2 separate regions of the Homo sapiens genome follow, and region 1 is linked to region 2. Evidence: chromatin contacts called from ENCODE Hi-C or POLR2A ChIA-PET data. All regions are on one chromosome and are shown on one strand. Each heading gives the region's core, a stretch centred on a gene start or an enhancer-like site at or near the end of the contact. The rest is flanking DNA. Distances are from core to core; before and after follow the strand shown. Region 1 overlaps LOC101927421 (a long non-coding RNA gene). Region 2 has its middle 170 kb from the start of ZNF608.

Region 1 (2,827 bases), core at 188-2,687, 280 kb after region 2:
TCTACTTCATCCCAGCTACCCCTCCCTGCTTTTCTGTGGTTTGTAGAAAATATGCATAGTTTGGGGATACACAGCTCTATAATCAATTGCTCTTTAAACATAAGATACCAAGGACTTTATTATAGGCCCTTAATGGAAAATACACTGAAGGAGAATACTCTGAAAGCAGATTAATGTATACGATGGAAATTTAATACCAGTAGCAGAAAGGGTCTTTTTCATTTCCCTAGTTCTTTGGTTGGGGGGAGAAAGGTAGTTTAAGATTCATGCCTTCAGGCACATCAGAAGGCATTAACAACTACATTTCAGGAAATTGTAATGTATAAAAATTCAATTTAGCCTGCTTGATTTTCTTTTAGTAGAAGAGGAAAAATGTTTGGCTGGAAATAAACCGTATGAAAATTCCCACAATTAGGAAGTATACAGCTATGTTTTTGCTATAATTTGATGTTATGCACAGTTGACGTGAAAAATTACTTTTGTGCTAGAATGATAGATTTCCCTCTAGATGGAAATATGCTATCTCTGTAATTTAAAAAGTAACAAAACCCACACATAATTTCAGTTTTCTTTCCTTACAGAGTAAGTGAAAATCTAGGGTTATACAAAGTTTTCACTTATCTTCCTCTTTTTTAAACTTAAATATGAAAGCTGTTTGGAAATTTGTAAAACTATTGGGCTTTTCAATCTCAGAAAATAATGAAGTAAATTTGGCAAGCATTTTTATTGTACATATTTAACACTTACTCCCTCCATTTATTCCTTGTCATAAAAATTTGGCTATAAAAGGAACTAAACTTACATAGAATTGAAGACCTCCCCTTCTTTTTTTTTTTTTTTTTTTTTTTTTTTACAGTTCTCCATCTAAATGGAAAATTCACACAGGGTACAGGCTAATGAATATGCATGAGTCTTCATGCATTGATATACATATGATTTCTCGTCTATAAAGAACGGTTTGGAAGACTTGTTATCTGACCAGAAAAGCCTGTAGTAAGTTGAGATAAAGGATGCTGACTCCAATCCCCTCAGCCTTTGCAACTGCTTTATATTCTAATCACTGCGCTAAGCATCTGTCCCCGGCAGGCAGCTTGTTCAATCTAGCAGATAACGAATGCAGCCCAATGGTGGCTGTGCTGGCCCTTCCCCACGCACGCGAGGAGCTAGTGTTCCATTCCTCTGATTACACAGGCAGCGGGAAAGCACTCTCAGAGCTGTAATTGCCTCCGTTTTGAAACATCTTCACCTGTTAGCCAAAGCTAAGTTGAATCACAGCAGAAATTATTAACAGTGGCTGTTTTCAAGCCAGCTTAATTTGAGCTGATGCTGCTGTTCACTTAACCCAGATGAATAGGTGTGCAGGACGAGAGTCTAAGCAGAGATGACACCCCAATGAATATTCGCTCGCAGCCCTGCTGCGGGGAGCTGGCTTGCACAACAACAGACGATTGTTAAAAAGCTAAGGGGGACTGGGGCGTTGGACGGGACTGGCTCCTCTTCAGGCACCTCTGTGCTCGTGAGAACTTCCTGACTGATGGCTGCTTTTAACAGCTAAATCATTTTTTCAATTAGTTTCCACAAATGTTGGCAAACACAGACTGTTTTTGGGGTTGTGCACAATGGTGTGAGAAACACTACCCTGCTTCCAGAGTGGCCAGAAACACTCTTTTTCAGAGAGCTGAACAGGCATTAAAATTTAATGGTCTGCTTTCATTTTCTCCGCAGTGTGCTTCAAGATGATTATAAATTACAGCATTCTGCTTACTTTTGACGGAATAAGTCATGTATCAGCATTTGATTTAGAAGCTATGTGTGCTTGACATATGAAACACATCTTGCAGATGTGATTTATCACAGAGCTCTTTTTTTTTGTTTCAGGACAAAATAGCTGAACAGGAGGCTCACCATTGTGACAGTGACCGCCATCCCCACAGTGGGGGTATGGCTGTGGCTTCCGAAGATTGAATCTTAGGAGTCTGAAAAATCTGAATTTATCTCTATTTTTCAAGTTGAGGAATTCTTTTGTTTTTCAAAGCTCAACATGATTCCTAAAGATCTCACTCTTTAAAAAAAAAAAAAACAAAACTGCTGGGAAAAGATGGGCAAGGCATTACTAAATATGGGAATTTTCTCCCAAAGTTAGATGGGGTGTCACAGAGCAAGACATCCCCCTGTAATGCCAGGGCAATTTGGGAAGCTGCTGGCTTATAGGGCCTCTGATGCAATATGACTGGCTCAGGAGGCAGGTTGAGAGCAGATGGGGGATTTGTCATTTGGATGGGTATGAGACTAGAGGGATGGTCTATAAAGGCAAAGCCTGATTCTGCTGTCAGCTAGTATATTTCTTTGCCTCTGAATCTATATCTGCTGGTGAACTGAGCTGCAACATGGCCAATCCATTCATTTCAGCATCTCTTTAGCAACAGCTCTGATGACTGTCGCCAAAATAGTTGTGTGAGGACCCACACTGATCATGAAATGATTTAACCAAACAATCAGCTGGGCCATGCTTTATTTACCAAGTCTGACTAATAACTATAACAAAGCTGCAGAAATCCTAAATATTATTTCAGAATCACATTTCCCGTAGAAGGTGTAACTTGGAAGTATATTCCCCTTCTTTGTCTCCTACTGCATCCTTTGCATCCTTATAAAACCAAATTCACGTTTCACCTTACCTCTTCTGTGTAGCTTTATCAGCACCTCCTGTTAGTTATTCATGGCCTCTTCTCTTTGGACAGTCTATTCCAGTACTTGTGACACCGTACTGTAATTATCTGTGATCTTTCTTCCTCCCCCTATGTTATTCTGTAAGACCTAACTCTTA
Region 2 (2,746 bases), core at 176-2,675:
AGCTATAAGGCTTTGTAATCCTGATGAAGGGAAATGGAGATGGGGAGGGGGTGAAGAAAATCTTTAAATTCTTTTTTTTTTTTTTTCCTCTGCAACACTTTAAAAAGAGACAGGACAAAAGAAGAATGCATGTTCTATATGCACATTTCTTTGCAGCCCTCTGATGAAGTACCTCAAAAGCTAAGCTCCCATCAATCCTGGAGAGATAGAATCAGCAGAGCATAGTGGCAGAATGAATGGTTTAAAAGGAACAGCAGCGACCAAAGAACTTTTTATGCAGAGAAACCCCAAATCTGGGGCAAAGCCCTCCTGTTCATTTTATCTCACACAAGGTAGGTAGTGCTGCCTGTCAAGGTAATGCATTACTACACTATTTGGAAAAACTACAGTTCTAATTAGATGAGCAAATAAATGTTCATTTCAATTTATTAATATAGCTGTAGGCCTTGTTACAATTTATCTCCCGGTTTTGAGACCAATCCATCTCGAGCTGGGAATCATTGTGGTGAAGTAACGGGTTTTAATAATGGATACAGGCAGTGAATTATTCAGGCAGAAGGGAGCAAGCCTTGATGCCTTCACTCACTTCTTTAATTAACTGTGAGATGCTGACGAGTCTGGGCTGTCTCGAGGCTTTCTAAGTTTGTCTGCATCAGAACTGTGAATTTTTCTTGGGCCATAGATATGTTGTGCTTTCAGGTCTATGCATAGCCAAGAAGTGACACCAGCTATCATATTCTCATTTTGTCTTCTTATATTCTCAATTCTGTGTCTGCTTAAATATTATTTTCCTGCAACTTCTTGAGCAACGAACATTTTTCTTGACAAAATGAACATCTTTGCTCTACTGCACTTCTGGATAAGACTTCAACACATGAAAATCCAAGATATTTCAATTCTCATATAAGTTTGGGAACTAATCAATAAACCACAAAATCCAGTTCTAGTCACTTCAGTCCATTTAGCTTGTTTTAAAGCCATTTATTTTCATGGCTTAGAAATAAATAAGCTGCTAGAAAAGAATTTTTCCTCTCCATTTGACATAGCATCAAACAAATAAACAAAACTAAAACTCTTACTAAAGGCAGGTTCCATTATTTGTGGAGCTTTGCAGTCTGCCCAAGTGGTTTCTGTAAACAAAACCTTTTAGGGCTTGTCACTAAACAAATGGCAGAATATGGCTGTGTACGTTGAATTTTCTTCTTTGCCTAACACAGATCTTCTAAGTAGAAAGTGCATCTAGCTCACAGTCTTTGCTCCAGTGTTAATCAATGGTTTTTGCTGTGAACACATTAATAACATGCTTAGATAATTGATTCCCCTTAATCTGGACGTTCTACTTTGCTATTACCTGTGACCATGAAAGTTAAAAGAAAAGTGCACATAAGCTGTTTGACAGCAATTTATTTATGCTGTGACAAGATAGTTCCTCTTTCAATTTTGTCACATCAGAGAGAAAGTAAGAATCTGGGGGAGGTCTGAGCTCACCACTTCTTGGTAGAAATTGAATCACTTTTTTCTATAAATCAAAAGTCATGTTAAAAGCTCTGTGAAGTAAACAATGATGTATATGAATTAGCAGCACAACCATAGTCAATACAAATCAAAGTGGCTTTATGAAGGTATTGATGTTTTCAGCTCTTCCTAAGGTTGAATACATTTAAGCGTTTATTCCCCAGGGCATTGTTGATCCAGATGAATGTATTCACTTTGAAACGAGACCATAGTCGCCGCTAGAGACAAAACTACATACACTGACCCAGATACGGTTCTTCCCCAGACCAAGTGACCCCAGCTGCAGCCGGAGTGCTCACAGTAAACTGAAATTACATGAATGACACCCAGGGAAAGACGCTTGTATTATAAAGAGGCTACATTTCTATTTGGTTTACTGATGTATTAATTTTTCAAAGTTTGGAATCTCTTCAAATACAAGGTAAATGCATTTTCTAAGAATTTGGCCCAGTGGCACTCGTCTGGATGTGATAACCTGTTTTTCCTGTATCATGATTTAACTTAAACTACTCTTGTAAGTGACTGATTCTGTATCTTCAAGTTACATTCATACATCCTGTGACTGGATATTGACGAATTCAGTAGGTGCCACAGGCATATCTTGCTTGTCTGAAAGGAAAGTTAATTTTATACTAAGATGCCACCATTAAAATAGATAATGAAAGCATTGTTAGGATTTACCAGATTAGCTAAAGCAACAAAACATCAGATTGTAACTAGATGACCTCGGGGAAAAACACAGGATGTATATTTCCACAAAACATCCCGCATCATTTGACATATTCAAAGTAAAGGTAAGCCATGTATTTTGGCCTTTATGTTGTTCACAGAAGAGTTCTTTGCACACTGGATATACATTGGAATTCATCTTCCTTTTCTTCTTAGTATGTTAGAATATCTATGTCTTCAAAAGGGTCAGCCTCAAATGAGTGAGCCAAAGGCACTTACATGCAGACCAGTACTTATTAGAAAGAACTGAGAAATGAAACATAAACTGATAAGTGAGTGCAAGTCATTCATCTTTTTAAAGCCCATAAAAAGAGAATTGTAAATTAAAATGTCTACAATAGGTTCAACACCTCTCTCTCAGCCCCTCCCTTTCCTTTGTCATGCTACAGCATTCAAGTGTGGGAATGTTTCTCTGAAACGTGTAAATCACACATTTAGTCATGCCATACCCAGGAGCACCGTACCGGGAGGAACGGGGAGGAAGGCCAAGGAAATTAAATAT

The links. A loop is a pair of places that touch in the nucleus more often than their neighbours do. ChIA-PET counts read pairs that join two places held with the same protein, here RNA polymerase II (POLR2A). Pooled maps may share reads with other maps.
Region 1: a pooled map shows a loop between it and region 2 (2.8-fold over the local background). The contact joins two enhancer-like sites. A Hi-C loop is called at or near these places in 6 of 37 single-sample maps with no recorded cell type and 5 of 50 pooled maps. POLR2A ChIA-PET finds 5 or more read pairs at or near these places in 2 of 52 experiments (OCI-LY7 and Panc1).

Annotation. Positions count from the first base shown.
Region 1 is chr5:125,199,379-125,202,205 of GRCh38, forward strand. All of the region lies in intron 4 of LOC101927421 (a long non-coding RNA gene), which reads left to right. Among named protein-coding and RNA genes, the nearest start is that of LINC02240, 290 kb to the right of the region's middle. Within about 2 kb of position 1,438, at least 2 of the 41 ENCODE cell types and tissues checked have a DNase peak (open chromatin) inside an H3K27ac peak, as active enhancers do; they include OCI-LY7, where a contact is called at or near this core.
Region 2 is chr5:124,919,791-124,922,536 of GRCh38, forward strand. No RefSeq gene overlaps it. Among named protein-coding and RNA genes, the nearest start is that of ZNF608, 170 kb to the left of the region's middle. RefSeq lists an enhancer at 1,626-1,715. Within about 2 kb of position 1,426, at least 3 of the 41 ENCODE cell types and tissues checked have a DNase peak (open chromatin) inside an H3K27ac peak, as active enhancers do; they include OCI-LY7, where a contact is called at or near this core.